Linked DNA regions of Homo sapiens: region 1 is linked to region 2. Evidence: chromatin loops called from intact Hi-C (ENCODE). Cell type or tissue: Panc1. All regions are shown on one strand. Each heading gives the region's core, and the rest is flanking DNA. Links, peaks and the distances in the headings are about the cores only.

Region 1 (5,377 bases), core at 216-5,215, 120 kb after region 2:
ATAGAAACCTTCGTGATTTTATTAGTTTCCATGCAACTTAGGAGAGATTTGCATGATAACATTTCATCTCCTGACTTTAAAAAGGGACCAATTAAAAATACAGCACTTGCATTGCCTGTCACGGGAAAATGAAAAGGTTCACAGAGTTTTAAAAACCTCTGCCATATCTAGTCCATGGTCATAAATCAAGTATTCAGTACTACGGTGGCAATCACTATTGTCTAAATTTTTAGTTTATTTTGTAAGAAGTACTTGGAACAGCTGGGTGCAGTGGCTCACACCTGTAATCCCAGCACTCTGGGAGGCCGAGGCAGGTGGAGTACTTGAGATCAGGAGTTCAAGACCAGCCTGGCCAACACGGTAAAACCCCATCTCTACTAAAAATACAAAAAAAAAAAATTAGCTGTTCATGATGGTGCATGTCTGTAATCCCAGTTACGTGGGAGGCTGAGGCAGGAGAATTGCTTGAACCCAGGAGACAAAGGTTGAGGTGAGCCGAGATCGTGACACTGCACCCTAGCCTGGACGACAGACCAAGACTCCGTCTCAAAAAAAAAAAAAGAAAGAAAGAATATTTGCAGGATGTTTGCACCCCTGAAAAGAGTTAAACTATAGTACAGAAGAAACAAAATGTACAAGTAAGTATTTTTGCCTGGATTGCAGCAAGTCCTACACAATTACCAACACCCCAAAGCTACCTGGTACTCTGTGGATTTGTGAAGTGTTAATGTAATGTATCTGTGACAAGTTAAAATTTAATGCATGGCTCCGGTAGCATAATCGAATCGATGTTATGTAACCTAAGAGAACTATTCCAGTAAGTTCTGATGTGCTGGCTGCTTACGGTTCAGGGGGAGTTTTTTTCGGAGGTTACTGAGTATTTAGGAATCATCCCTTCAGACACTTGCTCTTTTGCCACAGAAGCTGCAGTTATCTTATCCCTGCTTTCGGCAGCTGGAATGCTCCGTGGAACAGGGCTGAGATGAACGTTCTATCTCCAAGGCTGCGTTTTGGGGCAAGTTAAGGAAAAGGATCAAAGTAAGTTGATTTGCATGACCTTCTCTTTAATCAGATGTTTCTTTTTATGTTCAACCTCAACAAAGCCAGCCTATCATAGCACACTATTTATAGTCTATAATCTAAGATGTTCTGAACCATTCCCCCACACCAAAAATTAAAATTAAAACCTCAATAGTGGTGTGGCTATATCATTAGAAGTAATAGTAGAGTCACAAAAACCTATTTCTGAGACTTTTTTTTTAAATGACAGGTTTGATGGTATTTCCAATGGGGCCTGTGTCCCTAGATTGTAATTCTTAAATATGTCATCAAAGTCAATATTGAAGTTCTGGGGACAAGTCAATCAAATTTCACTCTTGTGTTTTATAGTAGAACAAGAACTTCTCCCTGGATTCACTGCCCTCAATAACTTAATCTTTGGTTCTTTATCAGGTAAAAATGATAGTTTTAAAATCTGACTTAAGAAATGGCTTTATATTGAAATCATGAAATCAGAGAATTTGTTATATGCATGAGAAAACTAAGGCCTGGAGCCTATGACTTGTCTAAGACACTGTAGCTAGTCACTTGTCATATGTCAAAATCAAAAATCCGGCGCTCCCTTAACTTCACTCTAAGAGTAGACACCATTAAACCAGACCCCACAGGCAGAAAGAGGGTTGTTCTCTTCATTTGTCTGCTCTCAATGTGGGCAGGGCCTACATCAAAGTCAGCCTGGGTGCTTCTAGAGGGGCTGCAATCTTTAGAGGAAGAATATCAGCTGCCCACCGAGAAAACAAGAACGCCACCGTAAAGAACATGTCAGGGAAGGAAATGTGCCCAAAGATAATGCTGGTCATCTCCTGGAGGGGGAATTTGGAGGAATGTTTTTCCCTTTTCTCAAATGTTTATTTATAATTGTGGTGAAATACACAGAAGACAAAAATGTACCATCTTAGGCTGGGCACAGTGGCTCACGCCTGTAATCCCAGCACTTTGGGAGGCTGAGGCGGGCGGATCACGAGATCAGGAGATCCAGACCATGGTGAAACCCCGTCTCTACTAAAAATACAAAAAGTTAGCTGGGCGTGGTGGTGGGCGCCTGTAGTCCCAGCTACTCCGGAGGCTGAGGCAGGAGAATGGCTTGAACCTGGGAGGCGGAGCTTGCAGTGAGCCGAGATCATGCCACTGCACTCCAGCCTGGGCGACAGAGCGAGACTCTGCCAAAAAAAAAAGTACCATCTCAACCATTTTTAAGTGTGTAGTACTTCACACTTAAAAATGTGCATGTTTCACATTGTTGTGCATCCCATCTCCAGAACTTTTTCATCTTACAAAACTGAAACCCTATACCCATTAAACACTTCCCTCCCTCTGGCCCTGGAAACTACCCTTCTACTTTCTGTTTCTATGAGTTTGGCAACTCTATGTACCTCATGTAAGTGGAAGTTATCCTTTTGTGACTGGCTTATTTCATTTGGCTGATGTCCTCGATGTTCATCTATGTGGTAGCACGTGTCAGACTTGCCTTCCTTTTTAAAGTTGAATAATACTCTGTTGTATGTACCTACCACAATTCGCTAATCTATTCATCTGTGAATGAACCCTTGAATTGCTTCCACCTTTGGCCATTGTAAATAATGCTGCTGTGAACATGGGTGTACAAATATCTCCTTAAGACCCTGCTTTTAAGTTTTTTGGATATCTAACCAGAAGTGGAATTGCTGGATTATATGATAATTGAATGATTAATTTGTTTTGAGAAACTGCCATACTGCTTTCCACCGCATCTGTACCACTTTGCATTCCCACAAACACTGCACAAGGGTTCCAATTTCTCCACATCCTCACCAACACTGGTGATTTTCTATTTTTTTTTTTTTACAGTAGCCATCCTAACAGATGTGACTGTGTCCTTTTTGTTTAATGCCCCTGCACGGCCTACGTTTTCTACAATGAACATGTAGTATATTTGGGATTAAGGACAAAATATAAAATACTGAAGTTAAAAAGTAAATCCTATGGAGAAAACAGGGTTGTGAAAGAACTTAAGAAATGATTGGGTTTTTTTTTTTTAGACTGAGGCAAACTGTTGAGCCCTCTTGTGGGCTCAGCTAGAGACATCATTCCTATACTCTTCAAGAATCTACCACCTGATCGGCTGTGGCTGCCACAAGCCACAGGAGAAACGGCCATAATTCATGGGCAGCTGAAATAATTCCTCTAAGCTCTGGGAGGAAAGTGTTCCCAGATGCAGGAAGGAGAACAACAATGTATATTAAGCTGTTGCCAGCTAATGTTGGTCATAAAAATCCCTAGCACTTGGGTAAGGCCTTTCATCTTCCAAATCTTTCCTCCAAGCCTTAGAACACTTATCTCTGAGTTCTCCATTTGAATAACTGGAGGCCCATTTTTCCCCTTCCAGAGCCACAAAGGGTCCACTTTCCAAAACCACATAAAGAGAAAACAACGTCAATGTGGCAACTTCTCCCAAAGAGGAGCAGAATTCTGCTCTTGGTTAACAAGCACACAAAGAACATCTCCCACAAACCCTTCCAACGCTTCACCTCTGAGCCACACAGGCCGCGTGCTATCAGTTCATTCCACAGAATGTCTCGTTTGAAGAGCTAAAATTTTCCAAACGTGAACTCATTCTACCCACTGGTAGAATGCTTTACTCCTTGGAGGTGAAGTCATTTGACATGATTTATTCATTAAGACAAAGGTGAGGTAACTAAAACCAAAATCCATCCAATTAGCTATTTATCCAACCTCTAACTCTCAGAGGAGAAATTCTTTTTTCCTTGGTGTCAACCTCTCCCTCTACCTCCTGCCCTCCCTCACCTTCTTCCTTTGTGTGTTTTGCTCTCTTTTCTTTTCTGGTTTCTTTCTGTTCAGCAAAATAGGGGAGATGACAGCAGAGGCATACAGGAGCCCCAGAGGAAAGGAGACCCAATGAGCAGGTGGGAAAGAAACAGCCTCCTATTCTAAGAAGCGGCTGTATTCAAGTGATGCAAAAAGAGGTTCAAGAGCACTGTCTGTCTCCCTAGGTGAAAAAGAGTCAACACCTAGAAAATGGAATCCAACTCGAGTTTCCTAACAAAGGCTCTGTACCCTACATCCAAATTCTTGGCAGGGCCCCCAAATTACAACCCCCACGTGAAACTGAGAAGGGGGCTAAACCTTGGAGATACAAGGCACGTGACATTGATAAGGAGGTGAATTTATGGCCCAGCAACAGTCAAAAGCCTCCAGTCACAGCTGCTGACAAGACCGAAGAGACCTCAGAAGGCAAACTTCAAGAAACAACCAGAATGGGTCGTTTTCTGAACTCTGGGCAAAGGGGCAAAGGGAAACCACACTGTCTCAGGAGGACGAAGAACCCAGGGAAGCCATCAGGGAGAAAAATAAAGTGGCCTTCATGGAGGAAACACAAGTTAAGGTTAAGGTCATTCTACGTCTCAACACTGCGGACATGGAAACACCACCCAGCTCTGTCCCTTCCTGAACTGGATTTAGAATTTGAAATCTACCATCCACCAAGGCTTGTTCTGCATGTCCCAGACACAGACTAGAAGCAAACAAGGACTAGTGCAAACAGAAAGATCTTTCCAAGTTCATCGTAAGGTGGGTTTGTCCCCAGTGGAATAGTGGCCTCAGGAGATCATAAACACACTGGTAGGGTGGGCTTCCAGCACTGGGGAGGAATCGCACAGGGCCTGAGGCCCCAAAGCTTCCTTCCACCACTGTGAATTTATAGTTCCATGCGCTTCTGCACTTGTTAAATCAGGTCGCTATTTGTTGTCTACTAATCTACAAACCTGAAGCCCCCAGCCAGCAGAGGCCACTCTCGATCCCACCCCCCAGCCCCAGTTCACTCCCAAAGATGAAGACAGAGAGGACTGTCCAGTCTCTAAAAGGGAAGAAGGAGCAAGAACAAGACATGGAACCAGAAAATAAAATAAATACTCATCTTATACTCCCAACTTGAAATGCACATACAGGCAGCCCAACAGCCTGTAGATAATTTGGTTTACAATGATATGCAAAGATGCAGACCCATCGTGGCTGAATAGTTTCGTACAGTTAGAAGTGACCCTGGAAAGAATATTACTGACAGTCTTGCCTTAAAAACTCTTTTGCAAAAGACATCATGGTCCCAGACTTCAGCAGTTAACAGATGGAAATTAACTTCACTTCAAGTCAAAAACCTAAAATCTCGCCGGGCGCGGTGGCTCATGCCTGTAATCCCAGCACTTTGGGAGGCCAAGGCGGGTGGATCATTTGAGGTCAGGAGTTCAAGACCAGCCTGACTGACATGGTGAAATCCCGTCTCCATTAAAAATACAAAAATTAGCCAGGCATGGGGCATGAGAAC
Region 2 (5,377 bases), core at 323-5,322:
CCGAGCCTCAATTTTCCCACCTGGAAAAGGGCAATAATAATAATACCTTCCTCCTAGGTTGGTGTGAGGATTAAATAAGATTACATGTGCAAAAGCTCCAAGCACCCACAATAGATACCGAACTGGAAGTCACTATAATAAAACTGATAATGACAACGATAGTGATGGTGATAAATATCATTAGTGTATAATCCATACTTGGACCAATTTGGGTTTTTTGTTCAAGACCGCTCGGTGAGCTGAGTGTGGCGGCACATGCCTGTAATCCTAGCTGCTTGAGAGGCTGAAGCTGGAGGACCGCTTGAGCCCAGGAGTTTGAGACAAGCCTAGGCAACATAGCTAGATCCTCTCTTCTAAAAGAAAAACAAAACAAAACCAAGACCACTTGGCAACTCTATCAAAGAAAGGTAAACAGGTAAGAGCTTTTTGGGTTAAAATGTTGCAGGGATCTGAACTCCCACCCCTCTAGGCCAGGGAAGGAGAATGGGAGTGGTAAGAGACTTCCTAGTTTAAAAATATAACAATAAAATCCATCTTCCAAATAAAAACTGACCTAGTACACATTTTGGATTTTTTTTCTTTCTTCCAAAGCTCTGAGAGTTAGTTGAATCCTTTAAAAAGACAGCATGCTCACCTCTTTCTCCCTAGCACCAATGATTTGGAGAGACAGATCACTTCACTTCTGACATTCTAGATACATCTATATGTTGGGATTCTCCGTCCACCCAGCTAGGGCATTCTATGAAGCCAAGAATTTAGTTCTAAGCTCCCAAAGGAAGCTCTATTTCAAAAAGCCGGGTGGCTTTATTTCAAATTGAAGAGGCCATTAAATTCACAATATTTTGCCAAATGAATTTCTCAGTGATCCTGAGCAATCCTCTGAAGTCAGCTGTCCTTGTGCAGTCATGGGCCCAGCACAGAGCAGGCGTACATACTAAGCACCTGTTCCAGCAGGTAGAGACAGTGTAGTGACTGGGACAAGCCTCTGCCCTCATGGATCCAGCACTCCTTAAACAATTTCTGAAGAAACTCAGGGGAGCCAGTGACTGGTACATTCTCTGTTTGAGCTGCCACAAGTGCTGCGGGATTTTTCAGTGCTGGAAGGGGTCCCCACCATATTAGCAACAAGGTATCAAGTGCCAAACACTGTGCGACATCTTACCTAAGTTTTCACTGGGCATTTTCTGTTTAGTAAGTCAGGCACTGAGGGAGGGAACATGTGACATGTCCAATGTTCAGCTTGGCAAACAGTGAAGAGGGGGTCCAATGGGGGGCAGGGCGCAGGTGGCTGGGATATGGTGCTGGAGGGTCTCTCCACATAGGGATACAATTGGGTAGCATCTCCATCAGCTGACGTGTTCCCAATTGTCCTTTCTTGGTTATCTGCCTGCCTGGCAAGAATGTGTTTCTTACACTGCCGCCATGAGCTTACACTTCACTCACTATACAATTTATTCCACTCACTTTTCACAGTGATAGCAGGTTGCCCATATGGCTTTATCTCTTCTGGAAAGGGAGAGTGAGCATGTCCCTTGCCCCATCACCCTCCAGATATGGTGTCTGTGCAGCTGGCAGGATTGGAACCCAGTTCTGTTTCACTGCTCTTCAAGTGTAACCTTCATCATAGTCTACACCCTGCAGAGGAGAAGCCATGGAGTGGGAAGGCAGTGATGGGGAACCGAGCAACCGAGAGGGGTGCCAGACTAGCCCAGATCCTTGCAAACTTTCCCATGACAGCCCTGAAGGCAGAAAAGAAGAAACTTTTACCTCCTACCTCAGGGAGTCTGGATTAGAATTTGAAGCAAGCCTTCCACAAGCAGACAGTTTCTTTATATATATTTTAAATTTTATCTTTTTATTTTTGTTATATTTTTAGAGACAGGGTCTCACTCTGTTGCCCATGCTGGACTGCAGTAGTGCAATCATAGCTCATTGCACTATGATGCAATGAACTCCTGGGCTCAAGCAATTCTCCTGCCTCAGCCTCCCAAATCACTAGGTATTACAGGCATGAGTCACCATGTCCAGCCAGGAAGCTTCTTTAAATTGTTGCATTTTATCTTTTAAAATATGTATGCATATTTTATTCCTCCTCATGACAAATGTGATTGAATACAAAATAATATTCATTCCCAAACCTTCAAGAAGAACTGGTTCTCCAGGAAAATGTGCCATGATTATACTGCAGCTTCTAGCATTCCCTGTGAGGCTCTGGGCTGTGCACCTCTAATGCTGGAAAGTCCAAATCCAGGAGACTCGGGTCTCCTGAGATTCCTTGGCCATCTGTTCATTCATGCCATCCACTCACTGATTCAGGGCCCAGAGGAGCACCAGGGTTAACGGCTGGCGGCTGAGTCAGCAGCTCTCAAGGCAATCACCTTTTCCACCTACTCATGAATCACTAACCTGCTGCCCCCTTGCTACGTGCCTGGAAATGCATAAATGTGCTTAAAATAAGTGGTACCTGGGTAGCAAGTTTCTCACCAGCAGGAACCAGTCCAAGTGAGTACAGGGCAAATAGCAGTGCGGGGTGAAAATAAAGACTGACTACCACTGGCAACCCTTGGTCACTCTTCATTTATTCATCCAACATTGCTGAATATTTGCCCTGTGCAAGGCTCCATGCCCTGGCAATGGGGGGCACTTGAAGGCAAATAAGAGCTTTACAAGGCTCTAGGAGATGTCACTAGTATTCCAAAAACCCTAACAGAAGATACAAAAGATTAGTGCCATTAGAGAGGAAATGGGGTAGAAGCTTTGGTTGGGGGGAAGCTCATTAGTTAGAGGAGAGAGATGTTACTTCTAACTTAGAACATCAAAAACAGAAGCTTCCTGGCTTTAGCCCCAGGCCATGAAGAATGAGTGGAATTTCAGGATACACAGACAAGAAAGCAGAAAAGATAAAATGAACTCCCACATAAGGCAGGAGATAGGGGTGACTAGTTATGTGGGTTGCAGCCCAGGAACACAGGGAGGAATGATGGAGATCTTTGAGCACCAAGAAGAGAAGTTTGGACTTTTTGTTTTCCTTTGGTTAATGAGGAGCCATGAAAGAGTATTTGTGGAGGAAAGTGAAGTAATTAGCTAACATTTAGAAAGTTTAAGTGGGTAGTAAGATGTATGACTAATCAGAAATGACAGAGTCACGAGACCAGCTGGAAGAGTACTGCAAGAGTCCAAGCAAGCAGCAATGGAAGCCTGAACTAGAAAAGAGACAGCAGCAGTGGAGAAGAGTTGAGCCACGAGGATTTGGCAACTGACTAGAGAAGGCACCAGGAGAAGCAAGTCCCTGAAAACCATGCTGCTTGGGAAAGACCAACTCTTTCTCTCATTTCCTCTTAGGGAATTGTAAAAGGAATTCCCTATCACCATTTAAATTTGGTTAAATTCACCAAAGAGTGATGGGGTGAATCACTCTTTGGTGACTAACCCCTCTGGCTCTTGTGTAGAGCTAATTAGAGTTTCTTCTGGAAGATCTGAAACCACCAACAGTGAGACTCCTCAGATGACCCTGATGGGCAGGTCCATGATTCAATCTGTTTCTTCCAGCATCTCCCCACTGGCTGCAGCACATCTAGGGGTTCAACCTAAGGGAGCCCCCCTACTCTGGGTATGGTTAGAGCTCCTTTCAAGATCATTCTAATATCAAAAGAGGGAATCTTCAAGGAGCCTTGTTGGCTTCTTATACTTAGAGAGAAACCAAGAACACAGTCAGAGTTGATGTTTTTAAATACCAAATCTGTATGCATCTATCAGAGAGACAGAGAGAGAAAGAGAGAGAGAGAGTTAGAGAGAGACAGAGTTTTGAAACATGGAGAGAGGGAAAGAGAGATGTTCCTAGAGAGAGAGAGAGAGAGAGAGAGAGTGTGTGTGTGTGTGTGTGTGTGTTAGAGAGGGAGAGAGACAGAGAGGGAGAGAGAGAGAGAGAGAGAGAGCTTTGAAATATGAAGAGAGAGAGGGAAAGAGAGATGTTCCGAGAGAGAGAGAGAGAGAGTGTGTGTGTGTGTGTTTGTTAGAGAGGGAGAGAGAGAGAGAGAGAGAGCTTTGAAATATGAAGAAAGAGAGAGAAAGATGTTCCGAGAGAGAGAGAAAGAGAGAGAGAGAGAGAGTGTGTGTGTGTGTGTGTGTGTGTGTGTGTGTTAGAGAGGGAGAGAGAGAGAGCTTTGAAATATGAAGAGAGAGAGTAAAAGACAGATGTTCCTATGAAGCCCTCAGCTCCTAACCCTCTCTCTGGCTCAGTGTTTGAAGCCCCTCCAGCCGCCCATGGCAAAACTTCCTTCCAGAGGAGCAGGCCATGCATCCCAGACCCATGTGTATGCTGTCCCCTAAGAATGAGAGCAGTGCTCTGTTTCCCAAATGGGCAGGGGAAGCAAACTTTTGTTTCCATAGTCTATAAAACATTTTTAAATTTAAAAACAAATGCTTTGCAGCCTCTGAATTATTAGTTTTTTATTAAAAATACAAACAGCTCTATGGAACACCATGGGAAAATGAGGACTCTTGCAACTTCGTTTGGCTCCCTGTTAAACAGAATAATGTTCATGAGGAAGAAGGTACTGTTTGTTCCTTAAAATGTTGTATTGCGTACAATGGAGAAGAGCAACGTGGAGATGACTTTCCAATGTGTTCCCTTGAAATGACCTGAGGACCGAATCAGGAAGCTCAGTCTGACCAGCTCAGCAGACTACCCCCACTGCCCCATCCCAGAGCTGAACTTGCAGTCAGCCCTGATAAAAATCTCTGGACTAGAACCAGAGCACCAATATCAAGGGATTATCCATGAACTGACTGTTCTTTCCTGCAGGCAGGCTCCACGCTCCTGGGTGGCCAGAGTGCCAATCAGCCCTGTCCCAGTGCTCTAACGAGGTGCCCATTCACTGCCCAAGAGACAACATGCCCAAGCTATGACCCAGCTCCAAGATCTGAAGGGACCAGACTGCCTTCCTGTTTTTCTCTGCATCCCCTGAGCTCCCTCTTGAAAAGGGAAGGAAAGCTAACAGAAAAGCCACTTTCTCACACACTTTTGGTGAGATTTCATGAAAGCTGCATGACCTTTCTGGAAAGCAACTTGGCAATGTATAGAGAATCTTAAAAAACATGTGCATCCTTTGGCCCAGCAATTCTGCTTCTAGGAATCTGTCCTAAAGAAACAAGTCTGTGATGTAAATAAAAATGGACATATTCAGTTCTTGACTGCAGTGCAACCTGAAACACTGAAAAACTGAAAATAACTCAGAGGACCAACAATAGGGAGATGGTTAAGTAAACTGCAGTGTATCTACTTGGGAAACTAATATGCATCATTTAAAAGCATAGCTTCAAAGAATTATTGATAAAACAGGAAGATATTTATGTATGCATCTAAATGCATAGAGAA

Evidence for each region. Peaks named below come from ENCODE experiments on the same cell type or tissue, not always from the same donor. Only the 100,000 strongest peaks of a DNase experiment are listed, where the experiment ranks them.
Region 1: a loop joins it to region 2, with 3 times the contacts of the local background. A loop is called at or near these places in 22 of 110 quality-filtered maps.

What each region holds. Positions count from the first base shown.
Region 1 is chr10:77,623,155-77,628,531 of GRCh38, forward strand. All of the region lies in intron 1 of KCNMA1 (potassium calcium-activated channel subfamily M alpha 1), which reads right to left. Among named protein-coding and RNA genes, the nearest start is that of KCNMA1, 12 kb to the right of the region's middle. In Panc1, for the core only: CTCF peaks have their summits at 3,100 (motif pointing left) and 3,301; no DNase peak of the experiment used is centred there; H3K27ac peaks cover 4,896 bases.
Region 2 is chr10:77,502,733-77,508,109 of GRCh38, forward strand. All of the region lies in intron 1 of KCNMA1 (potassium calcium-activated channel subfamily M alpha 1), which reads right to left. Among named protein-coding and RNA genes, the nearest start is that of KCNMA1, 130 kb to the right of the region's middle. In Panc1, for the core only: CTCF peaks have their summits at 2,475 and 2,675; DNase peaks (open chromatin) are centred at 2,299, 3,239 and 3,737; H3K27ac peaks cover 4,889 bases.